3 separate regions of the Mus musculus genome follow, and all the other regions are linked to region 2. A link is a loop called in an ENCODE intact Hi-C map of the cell type or tissue named here. Cell type or tissue: left cerebral cortex. All regions are shown on one strand.

Region 1 (8,000 bases), 160 kb after region 2:
ATTCTAATGTGTGTGTGCGCACTTGCACACGTGCATGCTAATGCTGCCTTATGTATGTGAGAAGGGAGGCCAGAGTCTGACATGAAGTGTCTTCCTCTATTTTGTTCTACCTTATTCTCTGAAAGAGGATTTCCCCAGAGCTTTGAGTTTGCTGTTTTGACTATAGATTGGCTGTCCAGTAAGCCCTGGGGATCTGTCTGTGTTTGGGCTGTAGATGCACACAAGTAGCTCTGGGTTTCACCTGGGTGCTGGGAAGACAAACCAAGGCCCCCCATGCTTACACAGCACTCTCTTTACCAACTGAGCTACCTCCCCAGCACACCTACTTGTAAGATGTTGAAAACACATTTTACCCAAGCTTTCTTTCCACGGGTGTGTCAGAGTTATTTCGTTTGTTTGTTATGAACTGGTGGAGTGTCCTGGTTTGTTTTGGTCAACCCCACATAAGCTTAGACAAATCTGGGTAGAGGAAATCTTAACTGAGAGCGAACCTTTGTAAGATTGGCATATAGTATTGGTGAGGGAGAGCTCTCCTCCCTTCTCCCTTGTCCCCAACACTGGCAGCAAGAGAGCTGGCTCCTACAGGGTCTACATGCTCTGCCCCTCACCCGCTGCAGCACTCAGGAGAGCTGGCCTTGCCTTTTATTGGCTGTGCGTGGAGTTGGTGAGGGACAGATGCCCTCCCCTCCCCTTTGCCCTTTCACAGGTATGGGCAGGAGAGCTCACAGGGAGCTCCCATGGGGTCATGAGAGTGGGAGAGCTGAAGAGGAGCCCCTACACCTCACCTGGGCAGCGCAGTAGTAGAGCTGACTGTGACGTTGGAGGAATGTTGAAGTGGCCCTAAGGGTGTGACTGTGAGGGAGATGGACTTGTATCTTGTCTGCCATGCAGCAGTGTGGAGGAGGGAAAGGTACATTCCAGCGTCTCACCCCTCACCACTTACAGCAGGTGGGAAAGCTGGTGTCATGAGAGAAGAGATGGCCCTGACCCTCACCTGATGAAGCACCCGAGAGAGCAGGCTATGCATCTTGCCTGGGCAGTAGAGCTGGCCTGGATGTGGTGGTTGTAACCTTGAGGTCGTGAGTGCAGGGGAGCAGGCCCTGCCTCTTGTCTGATGGGCATCTTGTGTGGATGAGGAAGAGATGCCCTCCTCCCTTCAATTGTCCCTCAACACCTATGGCAGGTGGGAGAGCGTTCCAGGGCCATGAGAACGGGGGAACTGGCAGTGTCCCTCACCAGCTGCAATACTCAGAGAGTGGACCATGCACCTTGCCTAAGCAGTGGGGTAGAACGGGCCCTGATTGCAGGGGTTGCTGGTGAGCCAGTAGGTTGACCAGCTCAGATACCTCTCAAGCCTAGATCTAGGGCTTTGAATTTGCCCACCCCAACATCTGCCCCATGAATGAACTGCTGAAGTACATGATGGGGCCAGTCCTTCAGATCCATAGCTGCAGGATCTCCGTGACACAGTGCAACTATGGGATGTCTAAGAGGAATCCAGGTGAGGTTTCAGTATTGATGGAATGGTGGAAGTCAGAGGCCTTGTACCAGACTAATGGACATTGTAATGAACATTTGCGGCAGAGAGATGCAGACAAAGGGGTATAGTGTGGGCTGTACAGTGTGTGGCATATTACAGATTCTACAGCAAAAATATTTTCTCTGCTGTGGGGAAAATTTCAAGGGTATGTGGGGAGGGAAAGATGAATGGGATTGGGGTACATGATTTGGAATTCACAAAGAACAAATTAAAAAAGAAAGATTGACCTATAGGCCAGACTGTGGGAGACTTTCTTTAATAATTTATGTGGGAGAGCTCAGCTCACTGTGGGTAGAGGCACCCTGGGAAGGTGATCCTGAGATGTATATGAAACCAGACTGAGCAAGCCGTGAGGAGTACTTCCATAAGTAGTGTTCCTTCATGACCTCTTGTGATAGTTTGTATATGCTTGGCCCAGGGAGTGATACTATTTGGAGGTGTGGTCTTGTTGGAGTAGGTGTGTCACTGTGGGAGTGGGCTTTAAGACCCTACTCCTAGCTGCCTGGAAGTGAGGATTCTGCTAGCAGTCTTCAGATGAAGATATAGATCTCTCAGCTCCTCCTGCACCATGCCTGCCTGGATGCTGCCATGCTCCCTCCTTGATGATACTGGACTGAATCTCTGAAACTGTAAGCCAGCCCCAATTAAATGTTGTCATTTATAAGACTTGTCTTGGTCATGGTATCTCTTCACAGCAGTAAAACTCTAAGTAAGATACTTCTGTTTCAGTTTCTGCCTCCAGGTTTTTTTCTTGAGTTCCTGCCCTGACTTCCTTGAGCAATCGAATGTAGCCTGAGAATTTGAAGATAGAACAAACCTTTTCTTCCTCAAGTTGCTTTTGGCCATGGTGTTTTATCACAGTTGTGGAAACCTAACTAAGACATGGAGGTGGGGTAGGGAATTTTACTTTGGGGAGAGAGAGAGAGAGAGAGAGAGAGAGAGAGAGAGAGAGAGAGAGAGAGAGAGAGAGAGAGAGAGAGAAACCCTAGATGATTTGTTAGCTTCATTTTCTACAGCGTAGCAGTCAGTACTCAGGTTATGAGCACAGGTTAGACCCCACTGGCTAACCAGCACACTGACTTTGTTGATGCTGGAAGAAGGTCAGGAAATCCATCCCCAGGGCTGGGAAGGTGAAGGTAGAGAAGGAAACTGATGTTACCTGGGGTGGAGTGAACCAGAGCAACTCTGTGGAGGAACCGAGTACAGAGACTGAAGAGAGGCAACAGTGCTCACCACGCAAGCATGAGGATATGAGTTCGAATCCTCAGAACTCAGGGCTCACACAAGGAAATGGGAAGCCGAGGAAGGAGAAGCCCTGGAAACAAGCCAGCAAGCCTGGTGCACTCGGTGGAGGAAATAACAAAGAAACCCAGTCCCAAACAGGTAAAGGCGAGGCTCTCCCCTGACTCCATAATCACACTGTGGCATGTTCACGACAGCACACACACACGGTCACACACACACGATGCACTCAAACACACACACAAGCATGTATGCATGCATGTACTCACACATATGGACACAAGCATGCACGCATGTACTCACACTTATGCAAGCTTGCACACATGCACACACTTCTCACACACACAGGCATGATGCGGTCAAACACACAAGCATGCATGCATGCATGCACTCTCTCTCTCTCTCTCTCTCTCTCTCTCTCTCTCTCACACACACACACACACACACACACACACACACACACACACACACACACACTTGCACTTACACTTTAAAATGTGAAGCTAGATTACTGTTTATTTTGTTACTCTGTTCACAAAGCATCCCGGGGACTTGTCTGCATAGACTGTCCACACAGTATTTATTGCAGGCGCTGTATGCACCAAGCACAGGATCTAGACACTGAAGAGAAAGGACAAACTAAACAAACGCTTGTTAACTCGCAGTTCCTGGGAGCTTGCTTTCCTGCAGAGAGAAGGCTTTAGAGAGCCCTGCCGGGCTTGCAGCTGGTTGCAGAGCTCAGGTCGCATTGAGAATGTCTGGCTGCAGTCAAAGGAGCTACTGATGAAGTTAACCCAACAGCATCAGCCCAGGGGATCCAGCAGCCAGGAATGTGAGGCTAGGAGACTAAACTGTACCATCTAGTTAAGAGAGCCTTATTTCATAGTTAGTAAAGCCAGTTTGTTTTGCTCAGGACCAAGGAAATTAAGACTTAAGTATGTAGAGAGCTCCCCCTACTGGGCACATGACATTGCTACATAATAAAGCCAATGAAATTATAAGTCACTCCATTAGCTTTTAAAAATTTATGGTGTTATAGATGTTCACACAAGAGGGCCTTGCATATAATAAAAAATACCCCTGCATTAATCTATTTTGCTCCCCTTAAGTACACACACACACACACACACACACACACACACACACACACACACACACTTTCTGCTTTATGCAGACGTCAGCTCTTAAAGCAGTCATTGTTAATGCTGAGCATATGCTTGTGTGCTGGCTAGTTTTGTGTCAGCTTCACTCAAGATGTAGTAATTAGAGAGAGCCTCAGTTGAGAAAATGCTTCATAAGATCGGGCTGTGTAGAGCTTGTAGGGCATTTTCTTAATTAATGATTGATGGGGGAGGGTCCAGCCCACTATGCACTAGTGGTCCTAGGTCCTACTAGAAAGCAGGCTGAGCAAGCTATGAGGAGCAAGCCAGTAAGCAGCACCTCTCCATGCCCTCTGCATCAGCTTCTGCCTCTAGATTCCTACCCTGCTTGAGTTCATGCCCTGACTTCCTTCAATGAACATTGGTATGAAAATGATATGGAAGCCAAAAAACCTTTCCCCCACAAGGTGCTTTCGGCCATACTGGTTCATCACAGTGATAATAAGCCTGACTAAGACAGCTGGCGTGGGCTGGGATCACAGCGTGGATTCTTACCTGGCAGGTGTCAGGTATAACTGGGATGTCTCATCACACATACAGAAGCTGCTGGGCAAGGAGCTTCCATGTGGTCTGGTCTTCTTTTTGTCTTTTTCTACCTTTGCATCTCTCTCTCTCTCTCTCTCTCTCTCTCTCTCTCTCTCTCTCTCTCTCTCTCTCTCTCTCTCTCTCTCTCTGCAGTCACCCTTCCCTGGCTGTGTACCCTGGTCCTCTCTTAAGCAATAAATTTGTTAAGAGCAGACACTGATACTAATGGATAGACAGATGTGTAGGCAGGAGCTTTCTAGACCATTTTGCATTAGAAATACTTCTATTTTGGCTCTTTTACTTTTATTAGAGGGCAGGGATAGTATTTCATTTACTATTTGGTCTTAAACGCTTAACCCAGTGCCTAATGTATGCTGTGATAGAAATTTATAGACTAAGATATTTAAGGGACTGGGGAGAGAGATCAGTTGGCAAAGTGCTTGCTACATAAGGATGGGAGTTCAATTCCCAGGGACAGTGTAAAAATCCAGCTCTGAGGAGTGGCATTGGAGCTTGAGGTCCAGTCTTGGTACCCATGTGCACATATGTATACCTGCTCATACATGTGCTTGTATACCTGCACATACACACACTGGCCTTTACATATACTATACAACTGCACACACACATGCACCTGCAAATACCTGCACATGCACGTGTACCTGGACATGAATGAACACAAATATCAAAATCCTTTACATATACACATACAAAGATACTCATTTTTTCATATTCGCAATTTCTTAAAATTACAGTGTTAAGAGAGATGGCTGGAGAGATGGCTCAGTGTTGATGAGCACTGGCTGCTCTTCCAAAAGTCCTGAGTTCAATTTCCAGCACCCACATGAAGGCTCACAACCATCTATAATGGTACACCATGGGATCTGATACCCTCTTCTTGTGTGCAGGTATATATGCAGACTAAACACCGATGTATGCAAATAAAGAAATCTTAAAGTAAAAATGTCAAACATGGTCACATAGAGAACAATGAAGTAGATCATGTTTTCTATGGTAAAGGCAGTTACTGCTCAGTTAAACTATTTCTTGAGGAATAAATTTTTTTATGAAAAATAATTTTATATTTATACATTATGGTAAATTAAAAACGGAAGCGGTTGAAAATGTTATCCAATCTGTGCAGTATAGGTGAAACACATAAACAGCATTGAGAGGAAGCTCCGAGGAACGTTAACAGAGGATCTGTGATTTCCTGTGCATCCATTATCCCCCCTACAATGAAGACACACTATGTCTGCAGTCAGAAAAATATCTCTAATTAAACCCCATGATATAAAAACTTCATTTCTATTTTAAGGCCTTTAGAATTCCCAGTGGTACACAGGATAGAAGATAAATCACATTGTTTGCTGATTATACCAGGCTCAGAAAATCGCCACTTAGTTTCCTTTTTCTATAAACTGCTTTCCCCCCAATTGCCTATTCCAGCCACAATTAATTTATTCTTTTTAAAAACTTGCTATTAAAACATAGTTATTTCTAAAAATTTTGGAAAAGTCTAGAAAGTATAAGAAGAGTTGAAGGCTGGGCATGGTGGTGCACGCCTTTAATCCCAGCACTTGGGAGGCAGAGGCAGGCGGATTTCTGAGTTCGAGGACAGCCTGGTCTACAGAGTGAGTTCCAGGACAGCCAGGGCTGCAGAGAAACCCTGTCTCGAGAAAAAAAAAAAAAAAAAGAAGAAGAGTTGAGGCGGGAGGAAAATTTGACAGAATGCTACAGACCTTCAGTGGTTAGATAATGCTGCTTCTAGAAGCAATGGGTTAGTGAGGAAAATTCCCAGTGTCAGGCACACGATTCGTTCATTTCAGTTGTTGATCATGGTGGCTCCAGAGCCCCCCTAAAGTCATCTTGGTCACCTACTGGAACTGAGACCACACATCTCAGCTGCAAGATATGGAGAAAGCCAGCTGGGAGTAAGTCGGGAACCTTCTCCTTGCTGGCTAACTTTCAGAGCACTGGAAGTGTCAATGTAAGTAGCTGGTGGAGAAAAGGCATCCATGGTCTCATCCAGTGGTGAACCTGACAAATGGCAAAACCAACCTGTCAGGCAAACGTGCCACCCGTGTAATAGTGGCATGACAGTATTGGCACAACCACCTACCCTCTGCTTGTGTTTGAGGACTGTTTCACAGCAGAGAATCCATTCCTAGTACCACAAGCTAGGTTAGCAACCTGTGCTAGGAGATGTCACAGGTTCAAGAGGGGAATATACTCCCTCATTTAACTACAATGGCCCGGCATCAAAATGCCTATAGATGTTTGTGTTTGTACTCATAACAAAAGCTATTTTCAGGCTTAATCAGAGAACCCTCTTTACCATGTATAGTTGTGAATGCAGGGACTCATGGATCCTCAAGTGATGATTGAGGGCCCAGTCCTAGACAAGACATTTATACCCCACCCCCAAGGCTCAGAAAACATTGTAGAAGATGAGATAGGAGCAAGAAGACAGGGTTGTGAAATGCTATTCTCTAGGCACACGATCTTATAGCAGTTTTAGTTACTCTCACAGGGCCCACAGAAATTAGCTCTGCCATTAATCAGATAAGGATGGCTCATGGGGCTCTACCTCTTACTCTGAACCACTGGCTACCGAAAGGTTCCAGAAGAAGGGGAGTCATTGTCTCAAGTTGTCCAACAACCGCTGAGCTTATCTCACTACAATGGATAGCTCCAAACCTAGACACACAGATAGACTTGGTTAAACTCAGTGGGTCATAGAACAGATTTATAGGCAGGAATGTAAGAGAGAGACTTTTAGGGAAGTGGGAGGCTCATCACACCAAAGGTGAGAGGGATCTAAAGAGGATGAGGGAAATGACAGTATTCAGAATACAATATAAATTGTCCAAGAATAAATTTATCTTGTTTTAACAAAGCCCTTATAGGTCTCTTCTAAAGATTCAAGGCAATCTCTTAACTTTGAGCCCTAAAAAAATAAGTTATGCTCTTTCAATGTAGAGTGGCACAGAGTAAACGTTTCCATTCATAAAAGGGGGAATGAGAGCAAACCAAGGAAAGATCTGATCAAAGCCAGGAAGCACCAAATCCATGGCCAGCATCCGGGGCTCCTTCTGACATCATCTGGGTTCCAGTCGGCTTGGGTAGACCCAGCCCTCCAGTTCTACTGCCAGCAGCACATGGAGCCTCTCTCTTGGCCTAGCACTATTTGTTTCTATTCTTTCAAGTAAAATAGACCATGTGTTACCTCTGAGAGCAGTACTTCTCAATACATGGGTCAGAAGTCCTTTATGGGCTGTATTTTAGATATTGTTGGCTTAAGAGTAATCATTCCTTTCTGCCTAGAACTGAGAGGATTAAGCGAGAGAGGAGAGGAGCTGTACACAGTCAGTGCTCAACAGCACCCTTACTAGCTGTGCATTTTGATATTTGAAGGTTCTCAAAAGTCTTGGTAGGGTTTCTTATATGAGCTGGGCTTGCAATGCTGGCCTCAGCCACACTGGGCTGTCACTCTATTCAGCTCTTCACCTGTACCCTCAGTTGTCCTGCGG
Region 2 (8,000 bases):
TCCTAGAATCTCTGCCTTCAATGCACTCCCTATGAACTACCATGAAACACTGTTGGGTCAGCTTGCCTTTCTAAGTTCCTAGATTTTCCTTTTTCTTCTTTGTGGGTCTCTTTCTTTGAGATTCTGGCCAGATTCTAAGTATATCCGTTTTTGGTACTCTAGGTATTATTATTCTTCCTCTGAAGCCTCTCCCCTCACCTCCTTCTTACCATGCAGCTGCTTGTTAGACACATGGCTGACCTCCATGTCTAGCTCATATATCATGGCTCTCTCTCTTCATCCCAAACTCCCATCCACAAATCTGTGTATAGTAAGCGTCTCTGTAAAACTTATCCTCTGTTGTCTGTAAACTTAGTTCTTTAAATTTGCAACATAGAAATCCAAAAATCACTAGCTTTGACTACCATTAATTTCCAGGACTATAATTCCTCTAAGAAACCCCATCATTACCAATGACACCCTGACATTCCTGCAACCCCCTGCTTTGCTCAAGTTTATGTCCTTGTCCATCTGACACTGTGAGTACTATGTGTGAACTTTGGAGTTAGGTGAAGTTAAGTGTGGCTCTCCTGCCTATTCCAGTCATCTGACCTCTGAGCCTCACTTCCAGAAACTAGAGATGGCAGGATCTAATCAGAGGATGATGATGATGATGACGACGATGATGATGATGATGGAGATCAGAACCTGACAATAAAGTGCCTGGGAGAAGCCTGGCACCTAGGAGCCACCCTGCATGCTATCACCTTTTTAAAGGTCTGTATAGTTTAAATGCCCGTGTCTTACTAAATGACAACTGAAATTTTTTTGAGGATGAACCTTTTGGTAGAAAGCATTGCCTCCACATGCACCCTGCTCTAACCGCTGAACGGCTAGATGCCTTCAAAAGTATCAATCAGATCTATGTGCTTCTTGGTGAACCCCACAGTATACCATCTGTCAGAGTGAGACAGGAGCAGAGAATCCACAAGTGAACTGCCCTCTATTGGAGTGGTATATCCCAACACTGAGCATAGAATAAACTCAGGACATCTTACAGGTGGGCTCAGGATGAAGCCCACGATCTCAGAAAGCCCCAGGTGAAAAATTTCACCATGTTACCAAGGCAACCAGTCACACCCCTCAATGGCTGGAGTATGTTGAATGTTCACGTGCATGGTTCAGTGGTGGATGGGATTTCATCTTCCCCACTGGTAAAGGATGAATGATGAGCCTTGAGAAACCGAGGTATTTTGTTACATGTGGTTTTCTCTATCAGCATGAAACTCATTAAAGAGAAGCACACGGTTAATGGACCCCAGGCTGTGCTAAGCCCTCTCCTTGAGAAAGAGCTCCAGAGGGATTCTCGCAAAGGCGCGTTTCAGGCACATTTTTTTTTTTAAAAGGTAATTTGAAACATGGTTTTATAATTTGTAAAATAATGAGATCATGATTATGTTCCAAACCAATGATTCTTAAGAGTGATTTCAATGGATTGGCTTACTGCTATTTTATAGAACTGAGACCATCATCTTTAGGTGGAGTGATGGGTGCCACTAGACTGCCAGAAAGGGAGAAAGACAGAGACGGAGACAGAGAGATATTAGGGGTTAGGCAATAACCGTAAGCATCCCTTCATCTTAGCCTGATTTCGAGGTGACAGGTCCAGCTACCCTGAGGTATGTGCCGGCCCCACCCGCCATGTTGTCTTGGAGTCTGTTCCCATTCTCTTTGGTTACCTGTGCTCAAAGTCTCTGCCTCTTTCCTTTCCCCAAGCCTGGGAGTGAGGGCGGGGCAATGCTCTGCTGTCTCCACTGCAGAATTGGCAAGCACTTCTGTCAGCAGGAGAGTGCCAGTCCTTAGCTGTAGAAACCTTCAGATAACCTGACTCACGTCCTACAGGGTGTCATCCTGTCCTGGGGCAAATCGATTTCAATTGTCATTGACTTGAACTGTATTGTAAGATGACCTTGAAATAGCCACAGAAGCCAGTCTTTCCTGCCACCTGCCTGAAGACAACAAACCAAAGGGCAGAGTACTTTAGGGCAGGGTGGGGATGGGGTGGGGGGTGGGGATATGGTTGGGAGGAAGTGGGAGGGAGCATGCTCCAAGTTTAACCTTTTCTAGCTCAGGTCTCCCATCTTGCTCCTGGGTTGAGAGTCCATTGTTTCCAGGGTAGAGTATACTGTTTGTGAATATGGTATCTGAGTGGGGACAGCTGAGTGGCTCAGCTGCCCACCGACCACACTTACCTTTTGTTAAGTCTCAGTGTATTCAAAACATTGTACTCCTACTCGCTGTGACCATCCTGGGTTGTCAGAGTCTCCAAGGACTAGTAAAACCAAAGTCCCCGCCCACATATTTAATGAGTTCATTATCCCCCAAATGAGCTTTAGAGTCACCTCAAACCAGGAGCTTAGCAAGCCATTAACTGACATACTGGAATTGCCACCCTTTCCTGGTAAAACCAAGTGTAAGTGGTTGGTGAAGGGTGAAGGTCGTGGGGTGAAGGGTGAAGAGTTGAGTTATCTGTTTTTTTTTTTAAAGGTTTATTTATTTTATTATACATAAGTACACTGGTCTTCAGCCACACCAGAAGAGGGCGTCAGATCTCATTACAGATGGTTGTGAGCCACCATGTGGTTGCTGGGATTTGAACTCAGGACCTCTGGAAGAGCAGGCAGTACTCTTAACCATCTCTCCAGCCCTGGATTGTCTTTTTAGGTAAGAGGTTTATTGAAAGAGTCCGTAACAACAAAGATGGACAGACAGCAGCAGTGTTTGAACGTCTGAGGAGGTTCAGGTACACATGGCAGAGTGGGATTTCCTTCTTTGGGGTATCAGAAGAAGTGGGGGAGGCTCTATGCCCTCTGAGACTGACAGGTTCTATAGCATATGTTTGCAGTCCCAGTGCCTCAGGCTCATCCACTCATTTCTGGATGGCCAGAGGAAAGAGAGGGAATCCATTAGTCTGGAGCCAGTATGTAAAATCGTTTTTGGGGGTGAGGAGAGCAAGAATCTGGAAAGACAAGCTCATGGAGGAAGGTTACTAGATGGAGTGACCCTGGCTGACCACTGGCATGGGAAAGTATTGTTATGTGCACCTGGGGGGGGGGGGGATGAGTTGCATATTGTTTTATTAATTTCAATTTTTTTTATTTTTAATCTTTTGTGTGTAAGGGTGTTTTGCTTCCATGTATGCCTGTTCACCATTTGTGCCCACAGAAGCCCAAAGAGGATGCTAGATCTCCCGTAACTGGAGTTCCAGGTAGTTGTGAGCTGTCCTGCGGAAGCTGGGAGTGGAACCCCGGTCCTCAAGAAGAGTAGCCAGTGCTCTCAATGGCTTAGCCATCTCTCCAACTCATGGTGCATATAGATGCTAGGGAACTTCTTACGTTGCATAAGTATTATCACCTGAGGCTGTCAATCACCACATAGCTGTTTCTATTCCATCCACACTCTCACCCTAGCTGCACTCACCATCTCCCTCGCTCTGTTAACTCCAGACCTCCTTAGCTCTTTGAGAACCTGCCTTTGCATTGTAAGGCAAAGGCAACACAGTCTCTTATCAGAGAACGGGGTGGGGGGGGGTTACAGAGGGCGAATGTTTAGCTGAAATGATCCTCAGAGAGTCAAGAACACAGAAGACTCAGGTGTCAGTCCCTCCCGTCCCTCTCAGACTTCATCCACACCAGAAATCTAAAGTAAGGCACGTGGGTGGAGGGGACCAGAAGTCACGTGACCAGATCATTGGTTCCTGAGACACAAGACAGAATCCAGTCTCATCTTCTAAGGTGACAGTTAGCTACCTGGAGGAGCCTTACTGTAGGTGCTTATTATGTGCATAGCAGTTAACTGACTTTCTATCCATGTGGAGTTTGTCATATATATCTTAATAACCATTGTCGATCCTGGAAAATTATGTATCATCAGGTGTGTGATGGTCTCAGTTACCTCGAAGTCACAATAGACAGCTGTTTCAGCAAGCTGTAAAACCTGTGTGTCTAGGATGTCACTTAGCTGGTGTCTTTTCTTCTTTATTTTGAACATTCATCTCAAGGTGTAATGTAAGGGAAAAGCCTGCCTAAATCCACCAACATTTTTTTTCTGTCAGTCTAGTTTAGGAGGACCTAAGATGTTGTCTAAGTGAAGAGACACCATGATCACAGCTCTTATGAAGGAAAACATTTAACTGGGGCTGGCTTACAGTTTCAGAGGTTTAGTCCATTTTAGTCATGGTAGATATTGGTATTGAAGGAACCAAGAGTCCTATATCTTGATCCACAGACAGCAATAGGAGATTGCCACACTAGGCATAGCTTGAGCATAGGAGAACTCAAAGCTCGCCCTTCTAGTGACACACTTCCTCTAACAAGGCCACACCTACTCTAACAAGTCCATACCTATATCTCCTAATAGTTCCACTTCCTATGGGACAATCATTCAAACACATGAGTCTATGGTGGCCGTCCCTATTCAAACTACTGCAGATGTCATCTCTGTCTCTATATAACGTGTACAACCTTTAAGGGTTGTACTTCTCAATAAAACCCCAATAAAAACTTCCTGATGACAGAGTCAAAAGTGTTTCCACATCAAACTTGGAAAAGCACCCTAAATATACCTTACCCCACCGGAGCAGGTACCTCTGCGGAGGTAGGTATTACATACATTTTTGAATATGAAGACTTTCTTCCTGAATATGCAGACTTAGAGAGACCTCAGCATCTTGCAGTGGCGCCATTTGACCACAAGGTGGCAGAACCCTCCAAACATATGAACTGGAAAGCTATTTAGGCCATTTGCTCTAATCCCACGCATTACCCACGGACATGGGTAATTTTTCGGCTCTCATTCTGTGGGCACTGTCATTGGCTATAGTAAGAATTAGCCTACGATCAAATGCTCAAATAAAGCCAAACTCTGAGATTCTCACCCTTTTATTTTCTGCCTGATGCTTCGCTTCCTTCTTAACAGGACAAGGGGGAGGGAGACACAAGCCCGAGCATCCCAGAAGGGGCTAGAACATTCGGCTCTGCCGTGATGAGTTAGTTTGACAAGCTAAATGATGATCCAACAGGAATGGGGGCATATTAATATCGTTGTTTCCATTTTGGGCCTTTTCTTGCAGGTTGTAAGATACAGTACTCTGCAGCAGCGCCTACACGGGGCTATCACAGAGCCCTGCTATTTTAATCGGCCTAATTGGGTTTCTCATCTCTGTTAGGAGAGCTGGAAGGTGTGGGAAGATGAAAGAGGCGTGGAAAGACACTTAATTGGCTCTGTGTTCCATATATCTTTATGTAACCGCGAGGAGATCTTATATAAAGAACGCGTAGAGGGAGAAGAGGGAAGTGGGGGTACAGCTGATGGACGGACACTCTCTAGGCACCCAGCTTGCATGAACATTTCAGCCAGCAGTGACAGAGCAGAGAAACCTGCCTCAGAAGGCGCTTGTCTCCTATCTCTCAGATGATTCGCGTTGCTTCTACTTGTAGAGATTTTGCCACACAAGGTTAAGTAAATCTTGGCAAGACATCACGATCATAGCAGAAAACATTCCCAGTTAGTGTGAAAATAAGAAAGCAAAGCCATATGGATTCAGGACGTGTGTGTGTGTGTGTGTGTGTGTGTGTGTGTGTTTATAGGACAGAGGTTGACATTACGCATCTTCCTTTGTTCTCTCCTACTTTGCTTTTTAAAGACAGGCTTTCTCAAAGAGACCCTGAAGCTCCCAGATTGGGCTTGATTGGCTAGCCAGCAAGCCCAAGGACTCTCATGTCTTCTGTGTGTCTCTAGTGCTAGGATTACAGGTGTCTGCTAGCATTCCTAGCTTTTAAATGTGGGTTCTAGGCATTCAAATTCAGGTCCTGTGATATATGATCCCGGGATAAGCAGCACTTCACCAATAGAGATATCCCCCAGGCTCAAGGGCTTTCTTGAATATTCTGCAGATATGCTACGCTGTGTCTGAAAGCTCTTTGACCCAAGCTTTAGGAATTACTTGTTTCCCATTAACCACTTTGCCTCTGATGAATTATTGAAACAGTGCCTCGTTTAAAGAAAGCAGAATTTGCGTCTTTTCTCCCCCAGGTATTAATCTAAGGCCACCAGGAGCTCTTGGCCTAATCAAAGCTCACCAAGGTCCTGCTGCTTGCAGGCTGGGGGCGGCTTGAGAGCCCTGGGTTCAGGGGAGGTGCTGGGACAGCCTTGGCTCAGCCAGGTGCTGCACTGCAGAGCTCGCTGCAGTCAAGCCTGCAGCAGGCCAGCCAGTTCAGCCCTGTTAAAGTCACAGCGCTGACTTATCTGTTTTACTGGCCACACCCAGGATGCTACTAATGGTTGAAGAGCCAGCTTCCTTTGGGGCTCCACTAGTCAGTCCAAGCTCCAGGGCTGTAGTCTGAGGAGGGGGAGGGAGAGATTTTTAGATTATATTTCTTAACAGCATTGTTACACTATCCTGGCTGCTGAAAACTCAGCCTTATTTCCAGGGTAAAATTCTTCTTATATTCTCACCTATGTAGCCAAGCCCATTTTAACTTGTGTGGGGACCCCTAGAAAGAGTTATTCTTCCTGAGTTAGTGACCACAGGGCCCAGAAAAGGGAGCAGGGTCTCGCCATTCATTGCCAAGTTGCTTGGCAGGAAGTTCCTTTTATAATTCCCACATTCATCTCACCTGTACCTAAGCTAGACCATTGGACAGACCTGGTCACAGAGAAGAAACACAGGGACCAACAGAACTCTTTTTTCTCCATGTGGTATTTAAAGGATGCAGAGGTCCAGTGTTTTCTTCCTCAGTAGGGGGATAGATCACTGGTAGCATATTTATATAAGACAATAGAACACAATCATCAAAAAGGCTCTCTGTTTTACTTTTTTATTGAGAATCTCATATTCATATACAAGGAAACATGATCATACACACCCCTCTACGTCTCCCCTTCAACTCTCTATATCCCCCCACCCCCAACACTGCCTCTCCCATCTTCCCGTCTTCTTTTCTCTTGGTGTGTCATAACCCACTAATTCTGATTGGTGTTGTGCATATGTGCCTGGGAACCCACAGTGGCCACACCCTCAGGGAAGAATGATATCCCCCTCCCTCAGCACCTACCAACTGTCACTAGCTCTGCAGCAAGGGGTGGGGCGTAGATAGTCCCGAGCCCTGAATCTGCTCCTTTCCCAGTACACAGCCGTAATGAACTGTCATCTTTTTTTGTTTGTTTGCTTTGTTTTCTGAGACAGGGCTTCTTTGTGTAGCTTTGGCTTGTCCTGGAACTCACTCTGTAGATCAGGCTGTCCTTGAACTCATAGAGATCTGCCTGCCTCTGCCTCCCGAGTGCTGGGATTAAAGGGGTGTGCCACCACTACCTGGATGAACTTTCATCTTTTCACTCAAGAGTCTTCTCTTGGCATATTCACTTTTTTTCTTGTGTGTTGAGGAAACTATTAGGTAAGATAGAGTTAATTTTATCATAAGCACTGAGGTACTGTGACAGTTGGATAACTCGTGTGTACTAGCCCATCAGGAGGGTAGAATATACAGTGCATATACCCTGGAACAGGATGATGATTTATGTCCTGGGCAGGTTAGGGCAGTATGTCTTGAGATTCCCCTGCGATATTCAGAATGTTGTGCAATTGAAAACTTAAGGAGTAGGTTACTTCTGGAATTTTCCATTTGATATATTCAGACTGCCATGATCACAGACTGAAACACAGAAAGCAAAAATACATATAGAAGCCTGGATTTTAGGCCCTCCGGTTTATTTATTAATTTACAGCCTGCCCTTAAGGCAATCAAACAGATTCTTTCATAGACACAGAACACACAGGAAAGGCAGGTGTTGAATAATGCAGGCAGAGGAAAGGGCACAGGCAAAGTGGAACAGGTGAAAAAGGCCTGGCATAAAACATTCTTGCCAAGAGAGGAAGGGAGGAATGCTTCCAGGACCAGGGTTTATGGATAGCTTTAAAGGTGTGGCAGGGAGCAGGAAAGACTGCAGGGCTACCTGCTACA
Region 3 (8,000 bases), 59 kb after region 2:
GTTCTCCCCTTCTCTCTCCAGCCCAGGCTTCTGTCATGGGCTAGTGAGGTGTCCTTATGGACCCTGGGTAGCTCCTCGTCTTGCTAAAGTCCCACATCGGACGATACAGTCATTTCATCTTGGTTAAACACTATTTTGTGTGTATTGAACTCAGTTTTGAGGCCCTGCCTGGACTCTAGCTTCATGTGCTGTGGCTAGGAAATTAGAAGGGCCTTAGGTGATTTGGAGTTCACCTCAGAAAGTTTTTTTCTTGAACGGTTGTCTCTAGTCAACTGCCTGCAAAACAGTTTATGTACATAAGTTCATCTGATTTGGTAGTTTTCAAGGCTGGAGGTCTAGTGTGTGTTTTATTCCATCACAACTAGAAGTGTGAGTCCTTCTTATTTTTTTTTAAAGGCTCATCTTCCTCTTGGCAGATGATGCTTTTCAGATCCCCATGGCTCGATGTCTCATCTCCCCAGCTCCTTGCACCGCCTCCTCTCCAAAGAGGCCAGGTTCCCATAGGAATGCGCTGGTAACTTTGTATTTTCTCTCCCAGGAACAAGTGCAGGTCACAGCCCATTAACAAAAGGAGCCAGTAAGAAGCAGGGCAGGCAGTGATTGACAGCCCTTTCAGACTCAGCTCCACCCCTCTCTGTCTTTCTTCCCTAGGATGACTTCCCTAGGATGGCAAAGCCCACACACACTTCGCAGTTCTGAGCATTTCACAGCAACAGGAACCATATTGGTATTGATACAAGTTCACATTTCCTGCTAAGGAAGGGTGTTTGCTTGCAGACAGATGTGCAAACTCATCAATTGATAAAGCCAGTCAGTTCTCACCATAAGCCAGGGAGACAGGAAGATGACGTCACCAAAGAGGTTGGCTCCTCCCTTGCGCACAATTTTTGCGACTACATGCACATTTTATGATGTCTCTAAGTCTGCCCTTGGTTCAAGCTAATTAGATAAAAATGTCGAGGATGAGGAAGTAGTATGCCGTGTGAGGTTTAGCCTGCAATCAGCCTGTCTTCACAGGGGTGCAGACGCCAAGGAGCAAATGTGAGTGTTGGCTTAAGAAAGCAAACTTCCAGTGGACTTTCTTCAGTCTTAGGAATCAACATCCATTAAACATGTTCCCTAACTGTCTTTGTGTGCCTGTGAACATGTGTGTGGGCATGTGCGTATGTGTATGTGTGTGCCTCTGTGTGTGTGTGTGTGTGTGCCTCTGTGTGTGTGTCTGTGTATGTCTCTCTCTCTCTCTCTTTCTCTCTCTCTGAACACACTATTACTCAGAGGCTGAAGAATGGCCTCTAGTGTTCTTCTCTACCACCCTCTACCTTCTTTATTTAAATAAGATCTTTCCCTGAAGCTGGAGCTAGGCTGACCAGCAGCCAGCCTCACAGATCCTCCTTCTAGGCTATCCACAGTGCTGGGGTTAGAGGCTCACAGGGCCTCACCTAGCTTTCTATATGAGATACAAATTAGTTTTCTTATCCACTGAGCTATCTCTCCAGATCCATCTCTCTATGTAAACACTGAACCATTGTGAAGAATGTATTTTTGATATACCTCATTTAAAAAAATATTATAACAATAAAATTTGGGAATATTAATCCTCAGCCAACGGTCAGCTGCAGAGTCAAGTTTTGCTCCGGATGGCTGGATTTCAGTTTGTGCTTTGTTTATGCTATCCCAGTACCTAACTAACCACACCTACCCTAAGCCAGCTGATTCCATAAGGCGGGGTTCTAAACAATTCCAGGTCATTCTGGCTTCTTTAGCCTCCGGGACCACATATCTTTACTCAGACAGCAGAAAGGGCTTTCAAGCACTTAATTCAAACCCTGACTTTAACCTTTTCTGTAAAGATGAGCACAGTCATGTTTACTTTGCTGGGGCTGTGAGGGTTAAACCATCTGGGATGCTAGGGGAGGCCATCAGATGTTCAGCACTGCGCTGTGTGATTGCAGCAATAAGCAGACACCTCGAAGACACTAGGGGGCCCTTGATTTAATTTTACTTGACAGTGGCTGGCAGGGGCAGGCCATACTACTCTCACATAAACCCTTCATGTATTATGGAACAAGGTCGCCTAATCTCCCAAGAACAAAGCTAAGGCAGGTGCCTCAGCCACTGCTAGAGTAGCCGCCTTCTCTACTATTTCTAGGTAAATGAACCGACCTGTTAGGTGGATCCTGAGGTGAGGGTTAAGGGGAGGAAGCTGAAGTCGGTTGTCAAAAGTTTCATAGGAAAAGCAGAAAAACAAACTCGCAGTGTGGGGTGTAGTGGGGCTTAAACCACTAGGGGGTGGCTATTGCTCGAGTGGGTCCCACGGACAAGTCATTAAACTCCCCAGCCTTGTTCAATGGCCAGCAAAAGCTGGTAGAAATCTCAGTAGCTGCGGAGACCTGACTAACTAGCTCCGAGGTGTGTGTGTGTGTGTGGTGGGAGGAGGCTTGAGGGAGGGGGAGGGGATAGCACAGGACTGGAAACCCCCCAGGCTGGTTTTCTCTTTGGTCTCCCAAGCATCCGCCTGCTTTCCAGAGACGCTCCCAGTTCTTCCTTACATGGCCGCTCTTTGCTTTAAAAGGATCTATCTTAACTGGAAGGATGACACACCTGCCCTGTGAATCCTAAAGAGTCTTTCTTCACCCATATCGGTCTCAGAACGGGAAGTTTTGTGGTCCTTAGGCCTGGCTGAGGGGTGTCCTTTGTGTCTACAAAGTGGCACTCAAGATCTTTGTGGACCACTTCATCACCCACCCAGGCATGGGTCATTACCAACTGATTCATCTAAGGAGAAACTTCACAGAAGTGCTTAAAAGCCAAACCATTAATAGGAAAGAGGTTCAAGAAGGATCAGGTTAAGCGATAGTGGTGTGTGTGTGTGTGTGTGTGTGTGTGTGTGTGTGTGTGTGTGTGTGTGTGTGTGTGTTGAGCTGAGTACATACAGATCAGTAAAACCCCACGCTGGGGACTGCAGCATTTTTCAGTACAGGGCACTGCAGGTTTCTGCAGTAGAAACCCGAAAGCCAAGCGCATTGTACTTGGGTCGACCGAGACAGACTCCATAGAGAAATTACGGAAGTTACTAACAAACAAAGCAAAACAACAAAACGGACAAGGTAGACGCTTCCTGCAGCGCTACAATACCCTAAGCAGGAAATCGAGTGAGACACCCACAGGTCCCTTTCCTCTCAGCAGCACCATGGCCCCTCCGAGAGAGAGGCTAAGCTCCCCTTAGTCCAGCTAATCTTAAAGAAAATTATATGTTCATATTCCAGAAACGTGAACCATTCTACACTGGGGTCCCCTTGCAGCCCCCAGGCCCCTCTCTCCCCCCCTCTCCCCAGGCTCGAACTCTAGGGTGTGGAAAGCCTAGGAGACTCTGCTAATCACTCACAGGATGCGGGAGGCTGCAGCTGGGGAAGGAATGAGTCAGCGAGATCCTGTGGCAGAGCGAGCGGGAGGGGCGCAGACTCCGTTAGGAGCCCCAGCTCCTGTTAGTGTGAAGACCTCTAACCTTGATCTATCTTTTGATCGTCCCTTGCTCCCCGGGACAGGTCACGCCACGGCCCTCGTGCAGCTTCTCGAGTCACCTTCGCCGTGCCCAGAAATCTAGTCTACGTGGGTTGCTAGGCATCCTAGCAGGAACGCCCGACCCTTCTCCAGCCGGTTTCTCCTGGTCACTAGGGGAAGAGGATAAGTACCATTGCCCCCCTAGTCCAAAGAACGCCCCTTATGTTTCTGCAATGCTTCTGGCTCCGGGTCTCTCCACCAGTCTGTTTTCCGCATTAAAACAAACTTCTAGAAAAGTTACAATTTTGAACTTAAGAATACTGCAGCGCCAACTCCCCCGCCTCGCCCTCCTGCAGGAGAAGAAGAAAACTTGAATGCCAGAAAAAGCTAAACTAAGATGCCCTGAACACTCTGTCCATCGTACTGCTCAACAAGGAAGACCCTCTACTCCGGGAACAATAACTGCAGGCCACGCCCTAGGAGGCTCTCGCAGTCCCGCGCTGCTCCAGGCCGCCAGCAGGGGCGCTGTCGGAGCGGCAAATGAGGGACATCAGTGAAAGATGAATTCCTTTCACATTCTCAGGGGTTCAGGGAGGAGGGCACCCAAAAAGTTCTTCAAAAAGAAAGGTCTTGGAGACATATCTCCCATTTAGTCGTCTGTCAACCAACCCTTGAACTTAAAAAGAGAGACAGACAGACAAGTGTCATAGGCGTAAAAACAAATACTTTTGTGTTCTCCACCATTCTCCAGGGTCCTCCAAAATATATATAGAAAAATTCTATTAATTTCTATGATATCCATATCCACATTCTTTAGACTTGTTTATATGTCTTAGAGCAGGATACCCCTCTAAGTTTTGTTTGCAGTACTTTCAGACGAGGCCCGGCGGAGAAAGGGTCACTCATTTATCCATCCTGAAACCCACCGGGCTTCTCTTCTATAGCTCATACCCCTGGGTTCTCTTTTAGAATAGAAGTTTGGCTCTTTTTCTTTCTCTCACTACTTGGGAATCCGTGGTTACATCATGCTTGCTTGCCTTCGGCCTTGAATTGGGTTAAACACAGCTTCTTCTTTGCCTGTGTCCCCACAGGCAAGGTTGCCTAATGACAGAGCAGAACTATAAAACTAAATGGGTGTCAATGACAAAGCAGAATTTCAGTGTTCAAGAGACTCTTAATGAGACATCATCTTCCTCTGGCTAGACCTGCCGATGAGATAATGTCTCTGGCGGAGAAGAGCGTGGGCTGTAACCCGTTAATGGCCAGAGGGGTCGAAGATCTCTGAGTACTGTTTCTGGGACAGCTTTGATTGGAGTGGTGCTGGGGGCTTGCTTTCTCGGCTGCAGCTTGGAACAGGAGATCCAAGAGTTACATACAAATCTGATCCTACAGTGCTGTGTAGCTCAGGGGGGTGGAGGTAGCAGAACAGGTCTCGGTGTCCCAGGCAGGGAGAGAAGCCAGTGCTGCGAGATAGGAGCAGAGGAAGCTTCCTTGCTCTTCAAACTTCTCTATTAGTCTGCCATAGCCCCGAGACCCCACCCTTAGGGAACAGTCTCCTTTCTTCAAGGGGAAACTGAGGCACAGAGAAGTTAGGGTGTTTGCAACTTGAGAATCCAAATCTCTGGATACTCTGTGTAGTCTTTGCTGCTGCATAGGACTTTTCTCATGTGTGTGTGTGTGTGTGTGTGTGTGTGTGTGTGTGTGTGTGTGTGTGTGTGTGTGTATGTGTGTGTGTGTGTACCCACTGAGGCTAGAGATTAATGTTGAGTATCTTTCTTGGTCACTCTCTACCTTTTTAATTAATTAATTAATTAATTAATTAATTAATTAATTTTTGAAACAGGGACTCTTCCTGAACCCGGGGCTTACCAACTTATCTAGACTGCTGGCTAGCGAATCCCAGAACTCCTCTTATCCTCATTTCCCCATCATCGTGACTACAGATGCTCTACTGCATTCTGCTTTCCATATGGGTGCTGGGGATCCAAACTCATGTTCTCACAGCAAACAATTTACTGAGCATCTCCTCAGCTGCCAGACCTTCCTGTCTTAAAATATTGCTGGGGATTCCCTTTTGTCTGCCCTCTGCCTCTCTTCTCTGCTTGGGATAATTGATAAACTGATGATTAAAGATCTCCACATGATTTAAGATCTCTACATGAAGGCCGGGCGGTGGTGGCGCACGCCTTCAATCCCAGCACTTGGTAGGCAGAGGCAGGCGGATTTCTGAGTTCCAGACCAACCTGGTCTACAAAGTGAGTTCCAGGACAGCCAGGGCTATACAGAGAAACCCTGTATCAAAAAGACAAACAACAACAACAACAAAAAAATTAAATCAAATCAAAACAAAACAAAACAAACAAAAAAAACCGCCTGGAAGGACAAGGGGAGTTGCAGCATTTTAAGAAGAAGAGAATAGGAAAAAAAAAAAAAAGAAAGAAAGAAAAAGGTGTTGCCATGGGACCCAGTTAACATACTGGTATAATGAGGTAAGAAAGGAAGCAGACAGTGTGTGGAGACAGCATCCGCCTGTGAAAAGACTAAAGTAACATTGTCCTGTTCTGACTCCATTTTGTATCTGCTCAGACAGTTCTCAGCCCTTTACCCAATGCGCACCTCTACCTTGGTGATTTCATGACCTTGACCGTGGTCCACATGTATTAACCAATAATTGGCAAGTTATGTCCAAAATAACTGCTCTGCTCTGCCTGGAAGGAATATTTCAAAGTTACTCCAACTCTCACCTGAGTTTGATGTATCTTTATGGTTTTTACCTTTAAAAAAGTGTATATCTGAGCTAGGACACCAAGAGACTTCTTGGCGTCTCAAGTCTACTCTTGGAGATCAAGGAAAAGAACTTAAAATTTTTAATTGGCTTAATCAGTGTGCATAGTTTTCTCTTTCTTTTTCCTTTTCTTTTCTTTCCTTTTGTTTTTGTTTGTTTGTTTGTTTTGTTTTGTTTTTGAGACAGGTTTCTCTGTGTAGTCCTGTTGGTCCTGGGGATTTCTCACAGCTTGGGCTGGCCTCGAACTCACCACTGCACCTGTTTCTCCTCCTGAATGCAGCCAGTGTGGGTTTCCATAACTATCTGGAATGGATCATTACACCCTAGTGTGGAAGAGAAATGGACCATTTCTCACTGTGGGTCAGCACACAGCTCCGTCGCTCACTCGGTGCACCTGGAGATGTATTGCTTATGAGCCTCCGTCTACTTTGTCTTCCTTCTCACAGATACTTCCTTGCATAGGGCAGTGTGAGGGATTATGCAGCAGGGAGTTGCACAGTCAGGAAAACACCTTTAGCTTTCAATTTAAGCTGTCTGAACGCCTGACATTTTAATCCATCTAAGAGCTCTTTCCTAAGCAAGCCAGCGACAGACAAGCCACTGTCAGCTTCAGGCTGTGAGCTAAGGGGAGAGACACTGCCAAAATAAATGCAGTTGGGTCTTAGAGATTTGGATGTAGGGTCTGGGCAGGGCTGCTAGCGGCAGGGAGCTGTCAGGAAGAAAGCACGGGGGGGGGGGGCCGGGGGGGGGGGGGGGGTGCGGGGGCGGGGATAGGGTTCTGAATTGTGAGGCTGACTTTTTTTTTTTTCCTCAGCAATTTGCCTATTCCCTGATGTGTACTTCCACTGTTTCAGTGAGTCTGAGTTTTAGGAGCAAAATAATGAAGAGCTCTCAGGTCCGCAGTTTATGGAATTAGAAGGAACTAGGGGAAGCTGGTTCGCGGTGTAAGAAAAACAGGGGGCCGGGATTACTGCAGTTTCCTTCTTTTAAAACAATAAGCATAAAGGCATCACTGTTAGTGATTCATTGGTGCGGATCCTACAGCCATTACTTGCCCAGTCCTCGAGGGTCTTGTAATGTCACCCTGCTGGCTAGAATAATACATTCGTGACCCATAGAGGTCTTAAATTGTACGATAATTCTTTCCTTTAAAACGCACAGGTTATGGGTAGGGTAGAAAGCCCAGGATGCAAACTCAATGCATAACGCAGCCACTAACTAAGGCTGCTTCGATTTGGTTTGGACTGGAAATACGGTTAAATTCAAAGGGCATTTGATGTGAGTGTGTGTTTCAAAAGTAGAATAGGGATCTCACAGCAACTAAGCATGGAAGTTTCCAGAAAGAGTATTAAGAGATGCACATGGTGTGTCATTGAATGCCGTTCCCAGCCCCCACATATGGCAGCTCGCAGCTACCTGCAACTCCAGTTCCAGGGACTCCAACTCCCTCTTCTGGCCTCCGTGGGCACTTGCACTTACATGCACACCCCCGCCCCCAAGATATACAAATACACAGAAAGTTAAAAATAATTAGTTTTATTCTGAACCTATTCAAAAGCGCAAAGAGAAGAATTACGAAGTTGTCCTCTGACCTCCACATGTGTTATAGTGCGCGTACGATCACAGCACACTTATGTTATGCATATACAGACTTACATCACACACAAGCACAATGAGTAAGGCCTACAAGAAAAGAACAATGGTTAAGAAATTA

The links. A loop is a pair of places that touch in the nucleus more often than their neighbours do. Peaks named below come from ENCODE experiments on the same cell type or tissue, not always from the same donor. Only the 100,000 strongest peaks of a DNase experiment are listed, where the experiment ranks them.
Region 1: a loop joins it to region 2, with 6 times the contacts of the local background. A loop is called at or near these places in 32 of 42 quality-filtered maps.
Region 3: it touches region 2 in a loop (4-fold over the local background); 22 of 42 quality-filtered maps call a loop at or near these places.

Annotation. Positions count from the first base shown.
Region 1 is chr14:68,147,709-68,155,708 of GRCm38, forward strand. No RefSeq gene overlaps it. Among named protein-coding and RNA genes, the nearest start is that of Nefm, 27 kb to the left of the region's middle. In left cerebral cortex, a CTCF peak has its summit at 3,744 (motif pointing left); a DNase peak (open chromatin) is centred at 3,706.
Region 2 is chr14:67,988,588-67,996,587 of GRCm38, forward strand. No RefSeq gene overlaps it. Among named protein-coding and RNA genes, the nearest start is that of Gm41189, 43 kb to the right of the region's middle. In left cerebral cortex, a CTCF peak has its summit at 4,724 (motif pointing right); DNase peaks (open chromatin) are centred at 4,782 and 5,168; H3K4me3 peaks cover 348 bases; H3K27ac peaks cover 1,207 bases.
Region 3 is chr14:68,047,722-68,055,721 of GRCm38, forward strand. The region is part of intron 1 of Gm31107 (a long non-coding RNA gene); the gene reads right to left. Among named protein-coding and RNA genes, the nearest start is that of Gm52127, 13 kb to the left of the region's middle. In left cerebral cortex, CTCF peaks have their summits at 2,282 (motif pointing right) and 4,018; DNase peaks (open chromatin) are centred at 3,462 and 3,988; H3K4me3 peaks cover 955 bases; H3K27ac peaks cover 740 bases.